Linked DNA regions of Homo sapiens: region 1 is linked to region 2. Evidence: read pairs that join two places in POLR2A ChIA-PET (ENCODE). Cell type or tissue: PC-3. All regions are shown on one strand. Each heading gives the region's core, and the rest is flanking DNA. Links, peaks and the distances in the headings are about the cores only.

Region 1 (10,785 bases), core at 2,330-7,329, 500 kb before region 2:
TGCCTGAGGGAATGTCATGCGTTGAGTTTCTTAGTTTGGGCTTTTGGGAGTTAGGCTAGAGTTGGGGAATTACTTTTAAGGTGAGGGAAATATCTGAGCAAGTGTTCAGAAGCTTGCTCAAACTATTTCCCTCACCTTGAAAGTAACTCCCCAACTCTGGATGGGTGCGGTGGCTCACGCCTGTAATCCCAGCACTTTGGGAGGCTGAGGCAGGTGGATCACCTGAGGTAAGTATGTCAAGACCAGCCAGGCCAACATGGTGAAACCCCATCTCTACTGATAATACAAAAAATTAGCCAGGCATGATGGCAGGCACCTATAATCTCAGCTACTGGGGAGGATGAGGCAGGAGAATCACTTGAGCCCAGGAGGTGAAGCTTGCAGTGAGCTGAGATCACACTACTGCACTCCAGCCTGGGCAACAGAGGGAGACTCAGTGTCAAAAAAAAAAAAAAAAAAAAAAAAGTAATTCCCCAACTCATTCACTCACCTCTTCTCTCCATCACCACATTCTCTCACTCTCTCTTTTTTTTTTTAGGTTTTTCCAAGAATATGTAAAATGAGACTTGGAGTTTAATTAAAATCAGAACAGGGATACATTAAACAAACAAACAAAAAATACTTTTCTGATTATCAATTCTTGAGACTCAAAGCATCCCCCAAAACATTGGATATCCAGCTTATTCCCGAGAGACATCAACCATCACAAAATGTTTTCACTCTGAACTATTCACATTTTTGTAGCAGAAAACAGAACAAAGTTCTGCAGACATCCTTTCTCTCTTCTTTCTAAAATGTATTCACAGACAGGGTCTTTTCATAGTTCAAAAGAAAAACAGGTTTCTTTCTTGGCCAAATGGCCTTCTACTCTCACCCTGGGATCTGATTTCTTAATAAGAAAGTTCAGGGCACCAAATCCAGCCAGAAATTCCCAGGACACCATTGGCTACTTAACTATGAGGGGATGGATGCTTTAGTCTTTCTATGAGGGGAGTCATTCTCCCGGGATTATTATGTCAGTCGATAGTCCCTGGAGAGGTAGGTGGGAAGGAGGGTGAATGCAAAAGCTAAAGGGTCAGAGAAAAGAATGAGGCTTTTATGAACAACTCATAGCAAGGCAGAATGGTCCAGTTTTACAAACCACCCACTGCAGACTCCAAGCATGCACACCCAAAAACTAGAGGGGAAACGAAAGAGTTCCTGGGGGACAAGGGGATACAAAACATGGTGACATAGAACAGCAGGCTCGCCTATGAACATTTCTCACCTTGCTAACACTGGAAGATGTTTAACTAAAAGGTTGCTGTTCAAAATTGTACTGAAAACATATCTAAAAATAGGTCTGTCATCATCTTAAAAATAAACGGTCACTTCTCAGATAAGAGGAGTGACAGATGTTCTCATATACCAACACTTGAGGTATATTTGATGTAAATTTGAAAAATGGCCTGGTAGAGAGAAAGGAAAGAAAGGAAAGAGGAAGACAGTGAGGGAGGTAGGGAGGGAAATTCAGAGTACAATAGGAAAGGCAAGAAAACTGGTAGGAACACATTTTTTAAGCCCGTGCTTATCTATCCCAGCAGCCAAACAAAGCAGATCCAGAAAGGAAAAAAATGCAGTTTTTTTTCTAAGAACATTCTGAAAATCAGCTTCAAACTCAAAACATAAGAAACTGCAATCTGAGAACAACTATCACAAGGCTCACTGGACTTAAACATGACGACTGAGACTGGGCACTCAAATGGGTCAACGCTCTTCAGAGGTCATTCTTAGGCGTTATCTGACACAATACTATGATCAGGCCTTACCCACCAAGTAAAGGCTAAAGTGACTCTATTACTTGGTACGGACCTGCTCTAGAAGCAGACAAAATCACCTCGCTTTCTTGAAGTACAAGAGGACTCTGCCAGCAACAAGATGCAAGCAAGAAGGAGTGGCAGAAGAAGAACAAAACTGGTTACCAAAGGCTCTTTTCTGATGCACAGTGTTAAACATACCTGCACAAATGCTCTAAGTAAAAGAACGGGAAGATGAACTATAATACCAAAGACAGAAGACATTCCTCCTCGAGGAAAGAAGGGAAGGGGACCTCAAAACAGTGTCACAGGGTAATGCTACCAGAGTTGGCCAAACTGTGCTCTGTTCCAAGGGACAAATACCTCAAGGTGAAAGGGAAAGCAGCTCTCTTTTTATCATTTCCCCTTGCTGGCTTTAAAGACCCCAAGCCCAGACTCTTGCAACACTGAACCATAGGTGGGATGCAGGGAGGAGAGACAGAGGGTAAGGAACATGAATGGTGTTAGGCCCACAAAGCTTCTGTATCCCTTTCCCAGACTTCCCAGCCAGGCAGTTGTTGGTCGTTGATATTTGATTTGGGACAAAATTGCAAGGTATGAGGCTGGCTCTCAAAAAAACAACTAGGAAAGCCAGAGTTTAACTGTTTTCCTCTAAACTGAGCTCTACAGAAATACACCAAGAGCCTTCAATCTAACCTGTTTAAGTGGGAAGGGGAACAGGAGACATTTAAAGGCTTAGCTCTAGAATCACCTCCTTCAGGATCATTTCCCCTACACACAGATTGCTTCAGGTGCTCTTCTCCTTCCTGTTCCTCCATTGTGGCACTTGACAGTGTTACATGGTTGGTGGTTTGTGTGTTTCTTTTTCTCCTAGCTGTTTATGCTACTGAATTAGCAGCATGTAGTGCAGCCACACTTAGTAAATGCTCCACATTTATGTGTTGAAGATAATTGGTGAAATGAAATAACTTTAGCTTTAATGGTGGAAGCCTTGCTTGAGGCTTACTGGAATTATTGCATCTGATCAGAAGTAGCCATTGACTCAGAATTGTTTTATATAAATCCTTCCCATTCCTCTCTTTCTCTTGTCTTCCACCTCCCCTTCCTCCTCTATTACACGCAATGTATATCGGAAAATTCTAAGCACATCTGACTACTGATATTCAAGAGATTTGACCATAGAATTTTGGAATAAGTTGCTTCATTTTGGAGTCACATTGAATGTGAAAACCTGAGAATGCATATTTTTGGGCTGGCATCTAATCATTAATAGCTGTGCCTTTTCTCAAGCACTTCAAATTTCTGAATTAATACATGATTTATATATATCTGAATTGTAAATAGTATAAAAGAGCCTCATCTGCTTTGGTTCAAACTGCAGCCCTAACTCTCATCAGTTGTATGAATTTGAGCAATTTACTTAACTTCTTAATGCTGTTTCTTCATCTGTAACAGAGCTGTTGTGAAGATTTAATGAGATAATAAAAATAGAGCATTGGGAATGATGCTATGTGTAATAAGTGCTCAATAAACCTGAACTTTTAATTCTATTATTCTAAAGTAAAACAATGAATTCCACCATAGACTCAAGGTGTCATTATTTTTAAGTGATGTTTGTATATTAATTTGTTATGTATCCTAAAGCTTGAATCATTTATGCCTTCATGCTTTTTAAAATTCATACCATTTTCATCTTGGTCTTTTCTCCATACATTCACCTATTAGATATTTTTAAATTTTATTTTTTCATTCATTTATTCATCCATGGCAAGGCTACATACCAAAGTCTTCACTCTTAAATTTTCTGTAAGTCTCTCTCCCTCTCTGCTATCTCACTGGTATCCTGAGTGCTGTTGGTCACTACCACCTTCCCAGCTCCCACAAAACAGAAAAAAAAAAAAATAGATTCAAAGAAGCCCTGGTTCAAAGAATAAGACAGAAAAACTTGGAGGTTTGCCAGCAAAGTTGGATACATAGAAGCTCATTTGATCCATTCAATAATCCTATGAATTAGACACTATTATTACCCCGACTTTACATATAAGGAAACTGAGTCAAAGAGCAGTTAGGTAGCTTGACCAAAGCCAAACAGAAAGTGGAAGAGAGAGAAATGAAATCCAGGTTGTCTAGCTCCTCAGTTGGACAAAAATCATCTCATCCTTATTCTGGAATGACTCATTATTCAGTTCAAGGGAGAGGCAGAAAAATAGATATAACATAGGTAAGTATTAAAAATATGGATTAATGAAAAATGCTCAGAAAGCAGAGAGGAGGGAATGGCCAACTATCAGGGACATCCAGTCCTATCCTGAAGGATAAATGGATTTTCCAGGTGGAAAGGGGTGTGCAAACACTGTGGGCTACAGGAACAATGTGTGCAAAGACCAGGGAGGTAGAAGAGCCTGATTCAGTTTAAGGAATGCCAGAGGGCTGTTTGGATGTCTACACAGAAGGAGACATTGGAGACATGACAGTGGACACATACCCCAAAATATGGCACATTGGCATTTAAGAAAACAGCAGAATTAGGAAGGTCATCCCCACTTTACCCTCACCCTTCTTTTCTGAAGTAGGTCAGAAGTCCATTATTGAGGTGCCCTCCTTAAACTCAGAATAAAGAAACATTCTTATCTCTGAAGACACAAGGACACAGAGAAGCTGAACAAACAAGTCTTCCTAATGTTGGGACTCAGAAAATAATACCCCAAAAGTTTGGTGCTTTGACATGCTGAATACTTTACTTATTTATGTATTTATTTTTGAGACAGAGTCTCACTCTGTTGCCCAGGCTGGAGAGCAGTGGCATGATCCCAGCTCACCACAACCTCCGCCTCCTGGGTTCAAGCAGTTCTCATGCCTCAGCCTCCCAAATAGCTAGGATTACAGGTGTGTGCCACCACACCTGGCTAATTTCTTGTATTTTTAGGAGAGATGGGGTTTTTAGGAGAGATAGGGCCTGTTATCTGTCATGTGATGTTATACCAGAGTTAGGCTGGACTTGGTATCTTATTGCTACAAAGAGTTTATTCTGTGAGTCTAAGGATCTCTACTTTAATGTTAATGCTGCCTCAAAAAAAAAAAAAAAGACATTTACTATCTACTCTTTCTGAAGCCTGCTTACCTGGAGACTTCATCTATATAACAAGAACTTTGGCTTCCATAAGCCCTCTATTTTAACCCTAAGCATTTCTTTTTGCTGATTTTAACTCTCTAGGCAAAGCTTAACTCATTCAAGCAATTGCAAATCAGGAAATCTTTAAATCCACCTAAGACCTGGAAGCTCCTGCTTTGAGATGTTCCAGCTTTCTGGGCCAAACCAATGTATTACTTACATTTATTGATGTATGTCTTTGCCTGTAACTTGTGTTTGCCTAAAATGTATAAAATCAAGCCATAACACATACACTTTGGGCCCATGTTCTCAGGGCCCCCTGAGGCTGTGTCACAGGTCATGGCCCTTACATTTGGCTCAGGATAAACCTTTTCAAATATTTTACAGAGTTTGGCTTTTTTCATCAACATGGGGCAAAGGCTAAATATACTTTATATTGTACCACGAGGGCTATAAATCCTGATGAGTAATCTATTGTCTGAAGAGGGAGCTGGTTGTGCAGTCTGTTGTTCAGATAAATGTATTTTTAGGAAGTTTCTTTGTCAACCAATAACATTATTTGTAACTTAACCTCACTGGGTGAGAATTTCCCAAAATAGTAAAGTGCTGTTACTATAGACATTTCTAATTCTTAATCCTATTAAGCTGTGTGGTTGATACAGGTTAATATAGGAAGGGTCCCTCCTACCGCCGGATTTTTTTTTTTAACTAAGAAAATATATTTAAAGCATTAGCAAAAAGTAAAAATTCTAACACTTAGCAATGTAAACCTATGTAAGTTTAAAATAGGTAAAGGTAAAAATTAAGAAACAATTGCTTCAGTCCAGGTAAAATTTAGTACATTCAAGAACAAGGTTCATGGCAATGGGAATGGATAGGAAAGATATAGTCAAGTATTGTTCAGAATATGAAACTTAGAGGACATTATAGATTGAATGGGGAGGGTGAGGAGAGGGAAAGTGTGACCACCACAGCCATTTGGATGAATGATAAAGCTGCTTACTAAGATACAGAATGGAGAAGATGAAGCAGATTTTGAGGAATGAACTTAATTTTGGATACACTGCTGTTATTTGAAGGGACAGAAATGAAAAGGCACTCTCTCTCACTTTCTCTCTCTCTCTCTCCCTCTCTCTCTCTCTCTACATATATATATATATATACTTTTTTTTTTTTTTTTTGAGATGGAGTTTCGCTCTTGTTGCCCTGGGTGGAGTGCAATGGTGTGCAATCTTGGCTCACCGCAAGCTCCACCTCCCTGATTCAAGCTATTCTCCTGCCTCAGCCTCCCGAGCAGCTGGGAATACAGGCATGTGCCACACCTGGCTAATTTTGTATTTTTAGTAGAGATGGGGTTTCTCCATGTTGGTCGGGCTGGTCTCAAACTCCTGACCTCAGGTGATCCACCCGCCTCGGCCTCCCAAAGTACTGGGATTATAGGCCTGAGCCACTGTGCTCAGCCTATATTTTTTACATTAATAAAAAATTAAGTGTAGTCTTTGCTGGGACACATTTAATTGAGGAGGCAGTTGGGAACACATGTCTGGAGCTCAGGATAGTAGTAAAGCCTGGTGGTCAAAGCAGAATAAAGATCAATGCTATGGCTCAGTGGATGGTAGCATCTGTCCTTGCCCTGCCCTTGCGGGATTGTAATGTATTGTGTGTGTATTAAAGTTGCTAAAGCATTGAGACTTGTTCATTTTATTAATTCAATGAAACTAATCAGGCATCACCATGGTTAATAACCCTCCTTGTAAACCACAGCAGGAAATTTTCTGATTCTAGGCAGAACACAATGGCCATAAATTTTGCACTATGAATTATAGAAGAATGCAGAAATCCTATGCCAGTCCTTAACTGAGCAACCACAGGAGGGCTAATTGTCTGCAATCCTCTCTCTTCCTCATGCTCAAGGTCTGGGAACTAATTTCAATTGCTGATTAAAATGGTCATTTCCTCCCTTGTATTTCAGTGTTCATAACTACATCCTTAGAATTCCACAAATTCCATCAAGTGTTAGGAGTGATGGAGCTGTATAGTAAGGATAAGTCTTTCACCCAGTACTGAGGACACAGAGCTAATAATGAATAGGAAAGGATGCAAGGGGCATGCTGAAAAGTTAGAGGCTACAGTGGCTAGGCCAGTTTCACCATGATGTAGTAACTGTTGGAGTTCAGAAAGTAATACCCCGAAGGATGACGCTATGGCATGCTGAACACTTTGAACTACAGTGAATTATAAGAACTTAGAAGCAGCCCCAGAACCAAGGACTTTTCAACATTCTCCTGTGTTTCCCCCTAAGTACAGGGTGGAAATCTCTCTCTCTGAAGTTCCAGTATCTGAAGTTTGGAATACAATTGCCTTCAGTCCCCTCCCTGAAATTGTATTAACCAGAGAATATTAGATTCATATCTCGGAAAGGAAGACTGAGGAATGTCACCACACCTAGACACTTTGACACAGGCTATTGTTTTCCAGTCCCATTCAATTTCCAAAGAGAGTTACTTACAAACTATCATTTATTCTTTGGGCTCAAACAACTCTCCTGAAAATAATTTACTGCCATTCAAAATTGCTTATATTCCCCCATTTCCCTATCTCCTGTAAAGAGAGTATTTAAGCATCAACCATTTGGCCCTTCTTTGAGTATCGTACCTTGCTTGGCTCTTGTGCACACTTGCACATTAATACATTTATGTGTCCTTTCTCCTGTTAATCTATTGCCAGTCTATTGCAGCAGACTTGAAACTTCAGATAAAGGAAAAAGTTTCCTTTGCCTCTAACATAACCAATATTCTAGCCAAGGGAAAAAATTTCTTCATTCTTCTTCAATGTTTACTCTAAGATATAAGCCAGGAAGCTCCTAACACTTTTATGAACCTTAGAATCAAGTAAAAGAAGATCTTAAATTAAAGACTTCTGAAAAACTGAGGTTAAGTCCAGACGACTTATTCAACTCAGAGTCTTGAATAAAGCAACTAGCGGCAACCTCCAAAATTCAGACTCTTTCTGAGTACTCTTACACATCCAAGGTCAAAGGAAAGGGCTTTAGTATGGATTTTCATTTCTTTCTCTCTATGAAACTGGATTTGTTACCTGTGATCAAAGTTAAAGAGGTATTTACACTTGAAGGCCTACAAGCCTTCTAAAAATATTGTCTGCAAAATTTTTATTTAACTCATTTTTAAACTTATTCATTATTGTTAAAATAGTAGAAAACGGATTAGAGTTGAAGGCAGATAAACTGAATTCTAATTTTAGCATTTCTTCATTCATCTAAGCAACATGTTTGCAAATCTATGTAACACTGGGCAAGTGATGGAACTTCCAATATGCCTCGACTCTTTCTTCACAAAATGAGTGAGTGAGATTAGATGATGTCTAAGTTCATTCTAGCACCAATATTCTTTTATAAAATTAAAGATGAGTTCTATTGGGAAAAGAATAATCCTACTGAATTGTATTTATCTCTTAAAAAAACCAAATGTCACATAAATAAATAAAAAATGGTGTAATGGTGAAACATTAATAAAGATACCAAGTCAGAAAGAACTGAGCTTGTCAATAAAACCTAAAAAGTGGCAGATGCCATGTCTGTAATCCCAGCACTTTAAGAAGCTGAGGTGGGTGGATCATTTGAAGTGAGGAGTTTGAGACCAGCCTGGCCAACATGATGAAACCCTATCTCTACTAAAAATACAAAAAATTAGCCCGGCGTTGCGGCGCACATCTGTAATCCCAGCTACTCAGGAAGCTGAGGCAGGAGAATTGCTTGAACCCAGGAGGCAGAGGTTGCAGTGAGCCAAGATCGCGCCATTGCACTTTAGCTTGGGTAACAGAGTGAGACTTGGTCTCAAAAAATAATAATAAATAAATAAATAAATGGCAGACTCAAGGTAGTGCCATGAGAATTCCAAAGCTTTTAGTCTGAAAGATGCTTAATTTATATGTCTTACAGTTGGAATTCTATTAGGAAAATAGTGGGGATTTTTGTATAGATTTTCTAACCCTACCAAATTCTTAATTCTTAATAATAAAACAGAGGAGAAAATTAAAACAGAGCCAGAGCTGAAACAAGCATCAGAAATACTGTTTTGCTTAACCATGTATTTTCTTTTCTCAACCATATTTCTATTCCACTGCAAGGTGTATAGTCGTCTAGGTTATAACAATAACAAGTCACAAACACTGTTAAGCACAGCTATGTGCCGAAGAGTCTGTTAAACGCTGTACACAGTTTCACACTGGATTTTCACAGAAATTCTATAAAATAACCATTACAATTACCCCCCACTTAACAGTGCAAGAAATGGAGATTTTGAAGTCCCTTTTTGTTTTTTTCGTTTTTTTAGATGGAGTCTGGCTCCATCACCCAGTCTGGAGTGCAGTGGCGCGATCTCGGCTCACCACAAGCTCCGCCTCCCGGGTTCACGCCATTCTCCTGCCTCAGTCTCCCCAGTAGCTGGGACTACAGGCGCCCGCCACCACGCCCGGCTAATTTTTTTTTGTATTTTTTTAGTAGAGATGGGGTTTCACCGTGTTAGCCAGGATGGTCTCGATCTCCTGACCTCGTGATCCGCCCGCCTCAGCCTCCTAAAGTGCTGGGATTACAAGTGTGAGCCACCGCGCCCAGCCTGAAGTCCTTTTAAGTAACTTGCTTAGGGACACACTACATAGCTAGGAAGCATCAGAGTTATAATTCAAATCCAAGCCTCTCTGTGCTTAAAGTCAGAGTTCTTGTTTCTATTCATATTTCACACTTTCTTTTCCTCGTCTCTATAGAACAGTGGATGCCATAATGATCAGTGCTGACTCAAAGGGAAAAGAGAGCTGTTCTAGGTATGAATTATAGGCACATGGTGTCCTTAAGAGAACCTGGTGGCAGGGCACAGTGGCTCACGCCTGTAATTCCCAGCACTTTGGGAGGCTGAGGTGGGCGGATCACGAGGTCAGGAGATCAAGACTATCCTGGCTAACACAGTGAAACCCAATCTATACTGAAAATATAAAGAGTTAGCCTAGAGAAGTGGTGGGCTCCTGTAGTCCCAGCTACTCGGGAGGCTGAGGCAGGAGAATGGCCTGAACCTGGAAGGTGGAGCTTGCAGTGAGCCGAGATGGTGCAAGTGCACTCCACCCTGGGCGACAGAGCGAGACTCCATCTCAAAAAAAAAAAAAAAGAGAGAACGTCGTAAATAGTTGTTGGCTTGTCTGTGTAAGTTGACTTCACCACAGAACAATTCTGGAGATAAATTTACTGACTAGAATTTTACCAGTTATTTAATCCAATATAAAATATAACATCATTTCACATAATGAACAACACATGGGTAATGAGGTTCAGAACATACCACCCCAATACATGACTATAGGAGACAAGAATATGCCACTGTAAAAATATGCCTCTTTGGCGTATTGATTGTTTTGAGCTGGTTTGAGAAACTACAGACAGATAAGCTCTGAAAGGCTATCCTTTTGTAAAGAAATGTACATTCATAGAGGAAATTTTCATTAGTAAAGTTATCTGTATCAGGAAGAGAGCTACTCTGAGACAACTTTTGTCACCTGAGAGATTTTTATCTGAATAACAAGGCAACTTTTATTCATTGTATATTTCCCTCCTTTACCCTCCCGGAATTTGTCTCTATCAGCCCCTAGAGGCCACAAAATCCTATTCGTTTTTGCAGCTCAAAATGATATATAAAACTCAATCATCTGGGTGCTTCTTTGAACCTCATATTTTTGTGAAACTCCTGTGTGTACGTTTGCAATTAAAATTGTTTTTCTCCTGTTAATCTGTCTTTTGTCAACTTTATTTGTAGACCAGCCAAAGAACCTCAAGGTCTCATGGTGAGTCATTTGCAGAAACAAGGCAGAAAT
Region 2 (10,785 bases), core at 2,557-7,556:
AGGGCCAAGTAGCACAATAGGAGGCTGCAATCTGCAGAAATTCAAGCAGATGGAAGAATACAAGGGGTATATGATGAGGCAGAATAACCCTCTACATTCTAAGGTCATTTGTAATCCCCCCCTTTTCTCTACCAAAACTTCAAGTGAAGTCTAATGCAACCACAGTTTCTTGTGAGATGAGGCGTTCAGGAGGCACTGGCCCCAAGGAAGAGCAGGGACATTGTAATGAGATGTTTGGTTCTCTAGGTGGTGATGTGCCTCAAAGTGAATGAACAGTGGCTGCAGCAGTGCTGACAGTGGTGCACAGAAGCAGCAGAAATAACTCCAGGTGGGCAAGAGATTAACCCACTTTTCTCCAAATGGCTAGAGAGATATTAGCTCTGGAAAGGGCAGTATCTGAGCAACATAAATTAATGCCTCTGGCTGCTAAGACACAACAGAAGATGAAATGTCCTTACATCAGTCTTCCCTATACTCAACTATACTAGCCTTCTTTCTGTTCGAATAAACCATGTGTGTTCACCTTCAAGGACTTTGACTTTGCTCTTCTTCTTGAATACCCTTCTTAGAGCATGGCTCATTTTTGTCATTCAAGCTTTGGCTCCAACATCCTCAGAGAGACCTTCTTAGACCACCTGTCTAAAGTTCCTCCCCTCCCCTGGCTACAGCTATTACCTATCACTTCATCATGTTTTATTCTTTTTACAGACCTTCTAACCTTCTGATACTTTTGGTTTATTAATTATATTTCATTGAATCAAAAAGGCCATCAATTATAAGATGCACATTATCTTGTGTATTCTAAGAAAGCTAAATGCTGCCAATTAAACTGACACAATATTTGCTTATCATTTTGAATTCTGATTATACACTTAATTATAAGTGCTCTTTTGGATTTATGTAGACAATGATTTTTATCATATGTCACCTTGTACAAACATAAATAAGAAAATATATTGTTCATTGTTTTGCAATAAAACATGAAGTTGTAGTCAGTCTTTCCTTCAAAACAATATTAGTTTTGTAAATATCAAATTTAGGTCTCACTGCTCTGTTTCTGTCCTTTCTGCAGCAACAATAACTTCTTGTTTTAATGTCAAATCAAAGTGCAATCTTTTCAAAATATTTTAAATGGCAATCAGACTTGTGTAATACTAATAGTGCATGTAACTTAACTGAAATGGCAACAATATGGCCCTCTTTGAAGTTTGGAAATGACAGCTACAATACTCCTGCTGCCTTGCCAGTGGTGAGAAAGACATCATTAATTGTTACCAGCATCTGACTTCAAAATTTCTAAAATGTGAAAAACAAATGTGTATCTTAGTATCAGTTAAATAAGCTAACTTTTTATTTGTTTACTATTTCCCCCATAGCTCCTCCATCACTAAAATAGAAGATCTATGAGAAGAGAGACTTTGCCTACATATCCTTAGAGTCTACACCATAATAAGTATTCCAAAACGTATTCATTAAAAGAATGATAAGTGTTCTCTCTTAAATCCGGTGCTTTACCATTCAGGATGCAATGTCTCTGTCAACTTACAAAGAGTGGCATTTCTGGTCTAGCAATTGTACCTTGAAGATTTGCTGCCACCAATGAGAAGAAATGCTATCTAATCTCCTTAGACAGAGACACTGTCCCAGAGTTTTCCTTTAAGTATCCTAAATGGCAATGAACTGTAAAAAAAAAAAAAAAAAAAAAAAAAAGGGGATGCTTGGTGATCTATCTACCTTTCGATAAGATAATCTCTAGGCTGAAATTCTCATTTGCAGAAGTCTGGTAAAGAAGAGATAAAACTGACAAGTGGCACCAGATGAATCTTTGGATGTATGTTCAGAGAAGATCTGTTAAAAAACAAAACAAAACAAAACAAAACAAAAAAAACACTATCCCCTTCAGGCTCAGGAAATCTTGAGATTTACGTACCTTCTGACATGGTGAGCATGCCAAAAAACAGGTAAGTATCAGAAATTCAGATAGTGTTAGATAAAACTCTCTCTTTTTATTTAATTGTATGAAATTCATATCACTCATTCCAAGGTCAGTTTCTCATTGTTTTCCTTGATACTCTCTCTTTAAGTTACCTCCTTATACTTATCTAGGTAAAACTATACTGAATAGATAAAAGTTCTAATAAAAGTCACCTGAAACCTTGCATATTTTTAAAAATTTGCACAAGTAGCACAGCCTTGACATGTGCATACCTATATGAATTCCAGATATTACTATAAAAATTATTTTTTCTTTTTTTTCTGCTCTGTACAGAGATGTAACAAGATAATTACCTACTTCTCTATAGTTGGAAACAAAATTCTTAATGACCTCTCTTTGGGTTTCCTGTAAACTTTTTTGCAACCTCTTTAAGTGGGGGCTCTTCTTTCACAGTGATTTCTTCCTGGCATCTACTACTTGCATTATCTTTTCAAGTTACTTGTGTTCTTCATGCTCCATAACATGAGTAAGAGAGGCTTATAAAGCCATTCTAGAAAGGAAGTAGACTAATGAGCTAGATACTACAGATAATATACATCTTTATATCATTATTTCACATAATTATTTATGCTGAATATTGATGTTCTCATTAATACCATTATCCTTTTCTCATCTAACCCAGAATTCACTGTGGGACAGGAAATGGAGATTATGAGTACAATTAGTTGATTTTTCAAAATAAATCAACCTCCTTAATACTAAACCCACCTTTTCATAATGTTCTGAGAATATAACAAATGAACAATTTGACTGCAAAATATATTGTGCAGTGACTGTATTAGTTAGGATAGGATAGGTTATGCTGCAGTAACAAAATAATCTTGATATCTCAGCAGTTTAACTCAAAGTGTGTTTCTTGCTTACATAAAAATCAGAGACCCTCTTCATCATTTGAACTGTAAGGTTGTCACAGGAAGAGGCATACTGACTCTTAACTGCCTCAGGCCAGAGTTGACCAATGTCACTTCTGTTACACCTCATAGGCTAGAATTAGTTATGAGGATTAAATGAATATTAACTTCCTATGGTAAGTAGCACAGTACTTTGGTACTCAAATATTTGTTAAACAAGTGGAAGATTAAATGACTGCCAGCATCCAATAAAATGGCATGCAACAATGTCATCTTTCCTACTTTCGATTAATATACTGAGTCTTTAGAAATCACAAATAACAAATTTAAAATTAGGAACAATTTTCATCAAGAAGAGTTTGGCATGATTTTTATAAGTTAAAGCAGTTTTTAAATGCTGTGGGAACTTCTGTAGCTGAACATCTTTTGGGCTGTTTTTAAAAAGTTACAGTGACAAGCAGAGTTTTAAAGCTCTCATTATATTTCCAGCTTCTAAACTAAGGAGAATACAATGAAGATATCCAGCCATATTTACACACTTGGAGTTGTCTAGCACAAGAGATGAAGATGCCCCTCCATATTCAAGTATGGCAGTATGTGACAAATGCTCTAGTTCTCTGCAAATACTATCCTCCCTTAGGATCTTATTGACATGTTTCACTGTGCCATCCAATTTTTAATTCACAGCAACTAGTTCTCCTTGAATTAAACAAATAACAGTCACTAACGTTTACTGAAATGCTGCTATGTGTCATATAATGTAATAGACAAGGCTCGTGAGGGCAAGAGTATTTTATAAGTTCCAGTCTATCAATTAAAACAATAACAAGAAAACTGAGGCTCGAAGAGGCTCTGTAACGTGCTATTATGTGGCAGAGCCCTGAGTCCTGGTGTATTCTGTATACAGGGTTCATGCATATCATTTACCAGGGACATGATATGGTAAAAAAGAAGATACCTAGCAGCCAACAGAAAGAACATCTCTTAATTGCTGATATGGACCCATGTCAAGACAGACACTTGTGCAATCTCCTTGTTTCTCTGAATGAATCTCACAACTACATGCATTTTAGTAGCATTAATCATTCCTATCAGCCAATAATAAAGTAGGAAGCATGAAAATATAAACTATATTTTTGAAAAGTTATATTTCCATCACCCTTTTCAAGTATGAACCCAGCTGTGTGTATATTACCAAATATTTAGGGGTCACAAACACAGATATAAATGTATACTCACACAAGTGCAATGCCATCTTTGGAGTACTATATACCACATAACTGCTGAAAACTCAGCAGTATTAATGGAATACTCACATTAAACACTAGCCTTAATTTTTTCCAGCTGCTAAGTGTCTCTAGAAAAGTACTTCCCATTAATCACAGTTAAAATATCCTAAGTATACTATTAAAGGAAATTATTGTGTTGGATTAGAAAATTGATCACATATACAAAATGGAATTCCAAACTGGGAGAATAAACCTCAAAAAAAAAGCTTAATTAATTCAAGTCATACAGCTTCAGAAACAACTGGGTATGAAGAGTCTTACCTGGCTTTGAGCATCAGATGGTGGTACCCAGTCCATAGGACAGACTGATTCATCCACTCATGCACTCACTCATTCATTTATTTATTAAGCACTTCCAATGTGTCAGGTCATGTGCTAAGCTCTGAGATCCTACACACACTGTATCTTCAAGAAGTGCAAAGTCAGTATTTCAGTTAAGAACACGAAGATGTCTCCTGGAAGTTGAGGCAGTATGTTTATTCAGGTCTCAGGAGGGGCTGAAGCCTACACCTCAAACTCTGAAGCAGAGGTCTACCCTCCTGAAAAACCCTGGGCTGCACATCTGCAGTCTCCTTTCTGACTGCCTCTTCCTTCTGAAGGCACAAACTGGAATGTAGCTATTCTCAGCTTAGCTTTCATGACTTCCTACCTCACTGACTCTCCGAGTTCAAATTCCAGCTACTTATCACAGGAAATCTGGCTAACCAAGGCTGAGTCATGTGTCTGCCCTTGTCCAGTGCCCTGAGGCCAGTGGGGAGGAGCAGGGCATCCACTGCCCTCTCAGTAGGGGCTACAGTTAGTCCCTCTGAGAATAACCATGGGTGGAAGGCAGGCAAACTGACTAAGATATCTGTTATATTAAATAGACAATCACACTTAGATGGTGTTAATATAATAACATTTAACATTTAACATTTAACACAGTTTCTGGCACAAAATAAGTTCTAAATAGATAGTGGTTACCCTTTCAGTGGCTATTACAGCACCTGGTATTGGCTGTTATGTGGAAAGTAAGCCAAAAGGCCTGGGGCAGCCAAATGCAGGGGCACCTATCTCAATACTAAGGGAACATAGAAAGGCTTTCAAGATGAGATGGTGAAAGATGAGGAGGAACTAACAGATAGAATTGACTGTTTGTGTGGCAGGGAGAAGAGAGTAGTCCAAAATGGTGCAATATGTATGAAATTCCAGAAATAAGAGAACATGCTATTTTCCATAAATTCTATGTGACTTAGCACGCCAGAAGCTTAAGGTATAAGTTTGTGGAAAGACTGGGTGAAATGAGGCTTGGAGGGGTTGAAGAAGTCAGATCATCAGCATTACTCAGAAGGCTATTTGGTGGTATTGAAGAATTTTAAGAAGAGAAGGTATCTGATCAAATTTCTACCTACTCCTTGCAGTGTGGAGGATGGTGGATTAGAGGATAACGGAGGGTGGGAAATCTCAGTTCATATGGGTGCCATTCACCAAGATAGAGTGCCAAAGTCAAAGCTACTTTAGAAAACACTGGGATGGGTTTGGTCCTGCACTTAATGAATCTGAGATGCCTGAAAGACAGCTATGAGCTGAGGTGTCTATAAGGGGACTGAATGTAAGGGTCTGAGCTCATGAGAGAGGTCTAGGAATGGGTGGAGAGCTAATGATAAAATATATTACACACCAGCTCCAAGAGCTTTGGAAAGACAGAAGTGGAACCATTAACTCTCTGGAAGCCTGGGAAGGATTCTCAAAGAAGATGACATCGGATTGGAGTCTGGAAGGAGAAAGGAGGGACCTCCAGGGAACAGGTGAGATGGGATGAGGAGGGAGAGAGGAGCATTCCTAGCACAGGGATTCCACACAGGGGCAACTCTGTAAACCCCAGCTTTGAAATCTGAAAAAGGAGGCCATTGGGCACCACTCAGCTTGCTTGTACACAGGAAAAGACATAATATTGTGTCTATGACTTAATCCTTAGAGACTAGACAGGCAAGAGAGTCAAGGCTATATATGACTGAATGCTCTAGCTACTGTCCTATAAACATTCTAAAGAAACAAAGTATTTCTAAAATCACATTCACAGGCTTCCAGTTAAACATGACAGATTGAACAAGAGTGTTTACCTTCCTTTCCTCAAAAAACCCAGCAATCCTCATCTCCCAGTGTAAAAAGATAATAAGTAATGTCTAAAGTTGACAAATCTAAAAACAATAGTATATGCCAAGAAATAACAAAACAAATGCCAATTAAAGAAAATAAGTGAAACTCTTCTGGGGATTGGGACTTGTGCATAAAAACAGATTAGAAGGACCACTCTTCAATATTACAAATCCTGAGGGATTTCTGCTTGATTTTTCTAACTATACGCACGTATTGCTCTGGAAAAATAAACATTTTATAAATTACAACATCAATGAAGTGTGAATGAGATTTAGCTTGGATGTAACTTTTCACAAATACACCTTTCCAATAGTAAATAACATGGAAAGCATGATTATTCCATACTAAATCTAAGTCAACACACTCTACCAGGCATGATCGCCTTGCACCATACCAATCTGTCATCACTTTTATATTTTATGAAGAATTTGTCCTGTCTGCTAGACTAGATGCTTTTAAGAAATAATCAAACATTTGGGTCAACTCCCTTGAACATTTTACAGTCACATTTTACTATCATACATCATAGGATTTTAGAGCTAGAAGGGTCTTTAGAATGTAACTAGTCCAATGTCCTCATTTTGTACATGGAAAAAATAAGCTGGAGGTGAAATGGCTTATCAGTGACTGTGCTCAGGAAACAATCCAGAGCCCCTCCTTCCTGGTCCATTGTTTGTTCCACAAAACCAGTATTTCCCAAGCTTGGGTCTACTGAACACTAGGTTTGTGATACCACATGGCCTGAATAATACTAACAGTATTGTCAATAATAAGTCCATTTTTAAATCTTTCTGTTGTTTAGAATTTCAGTAACAAAAGAAGATCCTTTGTTTGATATGGGCCAATACAGAGCTGTATCCTAAATAAATAAAATGTTATGGCATCTCCTGATGAGCATAAACAAGAGAGATTCAATCCTTGCTCTTCCGGAGCTTATCAACATACATTCAATCTATGAGAAACAGAGACTTAAACAGAAAAAAAAAAATGGAATAAAGTAGAATGACTGGCACACAAAAAACCTTCATGGGAACTGGGATATATTGACCAAAGCTGAAATCACAAGTATGCCTACGAATAGAAAATTTATCGTATTGTTTCTAGAATAAAAAATGTAAAAGATATTTGGTAAATTTTACAGTGATCCAAAAAGTACTGAGTCTCTTTAGTATTCCATACTTTACAATGTTACGGTCGAGTTGATAGATCTCACTTTGCCACAGACCACCCTATTGAAGAGACTGATAGTGGCATTTGACTTGCACATAACAAATTATCTGATGATTATAAACTTCCATTGTATCTAAAATTATTCTATAGTGATATAGATCACCACTTTTTTTTTTTTTTTTTTTTTTTTTTACATTCTAACCTACTGGATATCTGGATTTCTCTGTCTGGAGTTCTGTCCGACATTTGACACTCCTGCCTTTCCCAACAGGCCCACTTAATACCCAGATCAAGCTGTTTTTGCAACTTTTGCTGACAGGCACCTGGTACCCTCCCAGACACACCCTTATATGTAATGCAGTAGCTTTGCAGAGAAATGTCAGAGTTTTCCATTGCTTGCTTACAAGGCTATCTCTGCAGCAGAAAATGAGTTATTGAAAGCAGAAAACATACCTGCTCATCTTGTATCCTCCACTTTTAGCCAACACTTGCACCCCATAACTTGACCTATGTTATGAAGACGAATATTTTCTGAACACTTTTTTATTATAAACAAATGATGTAAATCCATAAGTTGTGATAGCTAATGTGCTGTAATAATTCTATGAATTAAACAAAGGAATGAAATGATAAATATTCTCCCTAAATTACATACTTATTAAATAGAGAAAAAATGACAACACATTCTAAATTATACATTAATTTTTTTACATTAAAAAACTCACTTTTATGAAAACCCAAAGAGGAAATCCACATTTACAAAGCAGTTATTCTAGACAAAAATTGGCATCACAAAAGATTTCACTATATAGCTCATTAAACAGCAACCTCCCTGGTTAGATTAATTTTGTTTCCCAGTTTTGAAAATGTATGATTCTCCATTCAGTTAAATAAAGGCTTATGTTTCCTCCTAGCCCTATGTGTATTATAGCAAAGCACAAGCTCTTTAAAACGGTGGTCCACAAACCTGTAGCATGGACACAACCTGGGAGCTGTTAGATGCACAATCTCAGGCCCATCTTGGATGGCCTGACTCTGCAGGTGTCTGCATTTTAACAGGATCCCCAGGTGATTAATAAACATGATATGGTTTCAGATGCACATCTTCAGTTCATCTGACTTCCCTTCTTTGTGGTCCAAATATATCAACTCCAAATAAAATGACTTTATACTTACAGTATTAAACATAGGGTACAGTATGGAGTCTCATTTTTTTTGAGATGGAGTCTCATTCTGTTGCCCAGGCTGGAGTGCAGAGGCATGATCTTGGTTCACTGAAACCTCCACCTCCCAGGTTCACGCAACTCTCCTGCCTCAGTCTCCCCAGAAGATGGGACTACAGGCACAAGTCACCACGTCCAGCTAATTTTTGTATTTTTAGTAGAGACGGGTTTTGGTCATGTTGGCCAAGCTGGTCTCGAACTCCTGACCTCAGGTGATCCGCCTGCCTCAGAATCCCAAAGTACTGGGATTACAGGCATGCGCCACCATGCCTGGCTGGGTACAGTAAATATTATACGGTTTATGGTGCTTTGAATTTTTTCAGAGTCCTTTTACACACACATCTTCCCATTTGATAATTCATTTATCTGATCTAGCAATAATGTAGAATTGTATTATTTCCAATTTACAGATAACTCAGAGGCATTATGGAGTAAGAAAGCTGGTAAGGAATTGTAGAACAACTGATTCCTAATGCAGGAATCTGATGCTTCACACTGCATCCTCTCAGCATCCTGAGAGCTTCCTCAGAGCATAATACATGGAGGCTGCCGGGGATATAACTTCTAATGAAACAGCTGAAAAGTAAAATGAGTAAAGATAACAGACAGTTAATGGGAAAAGCTGAGCACTAACTGCCCCAGTACAAATTAACTATCTGATAAACGGTGAAAGAACAGGCTTACATGGATCCAAACTGAACTAGAAATAGGCTTCTGGGACAACAATCCGATCACAAACACTAAAGACTAAAGACTAACACAAAAGTTACGTGTAGTAGCTACTGCTTTCAAGTAGATGCAGGGTAACCCAGTGATTTTTTACTTTAAACAACAAAGACTTTACTCACAACATCATTGGAATCAACTGCATATTTCCCTGATTCATAAAGAAAACTCTTCCCTAGAAACCAGCATTAACACTGCAGACAGTGACAACACCTTGGGTTCTTGTCATGTCTTAATAAATAACGGCCGGGCGCGGTGGCTCACGCCTGTAATCCCAGCACTTTGGGAGGCCGAGGCGGGTGGATCATGAGGTCAGGAGATCGAGACCATCCTGGCTAACAAGGTGAAACCCCGTCTCTACTAAAAAAAAAAAAAAAAAAAAAAAAAAAATACAAAAAATTAGCCGGGCGCGGTGGCGGGCGCCTGTAGTCCCAGCTACTCGGGAGGCTGAGGCAGGAGAATGGCGTGAACCCAGGAAGTGGAGCTTGCAGTGAGCCGAGATTGCGCCACTGCAGTCCGCAGTCTGGCCTGGGCGACAGAGCGAGACTCCGTCTCAAAAAAAAAAAAATAAATAAATAAATAAATAACTTGTCTGTCTGAACGAGAAAAACCAAAGGAAATACCAGTATAGAGAACTATTCAGGCAAGTGTGCAAATTAAATCCTAATTAAACCATTTGAATATCAGAACAAATATAGCACAAAATTATAATGCCAATTAGCATTTTGTTGATCAGTCATTACCATAAAACAAAGAGCAAATATAACCATGTTGCTTTAATAAGGTCCTAATTAAAGAAAAATTACTTTAGCACAAAATGCAAAGAAACAGCAGATTCACACATAAACATTCCAGCAGAGACAAGTTAAAGAGATTGAGCTCACATGCAATTACTTAGTGCATGAAAAACCCGTAAATCCAACAATCCTCTGTGGCCATCAACAATCCTCTGTTAAAACATGTTCAAAAGGTGCACTCTTTTAAACACAGGGAAACAGGAATGTTCTTTTTTTCTTTCACCTAACCTCTAATGGAAAGAGTCCCCCAACTTTCCTTCAGGAAAAGAGAGATTTTCTTTTTCCCCTTCTCTTTCTCCCTCTGGGAACCTCACCCTTCAATGTAGATCACTCCAATGCCAAACTCTCCCCAAAGACCAACTAGACATTTCTAACTATATCCCCCCCTGAACATTATCCTGGCAACTGAAGCAACATATCCAAACACAACAATCATTTCTATTTTACTATCTCCCTATTGCTAATGTCCTAACCTTTTCCTAGTTATCCACACATTTAGACTTTTCTTCATTAGGATATAAAGCCAGTCAATTGTTTATCAATTTTACTGCTGAAATATCTCCCTTGCTATCTACTCTCACAGCTAATAGCTAT

Evidence for each region. Peaks named below come from ENCODE experiments on the same cell type or tissue, not always from the same donor. Only the 100,000 strongest peaks of a DNase experiment are listed, where the experiment ranks them.
Region 1: POLR2A ChIA-PET joins it to region 2 with 7 read pairs; 2 of 35 experiments call an interaction of 5 or more read pairs at or near these places.

Annotation. Positions count from the first base shown.
Region 1 is chr11:103,626,710-103,637,494 of GRCh38, forward strand. The region is part of intron 3 of LOC105369463 (a long non-coding RNA gene); the gene reads right to left. It also overlaps the pseudogene LOC100190922. Among named protein-coding and RNA genes, the nearest start is that of MIR4693, 220 kb to the right of the region's middle. In PC-3, for the core only: no CTCF peak of the experiment used is centred there; no DNase peak of the experiment used is centred there.
Region 2 is chr11:104,130,118-104,140,902 of GRCh38, forward strand. The region is part of intron 1 of PDGFD (platelet derived growth factor D); the gene reads right to left. Among named protein-coding and RNA genes, the nearest start is that of PDGFD, 29 kb to the right of the region's middle. In PC-3, for the core only: no CTCF peak of the experiment used is centred there; a DNase peak (open chromatin) is centred at 4,814.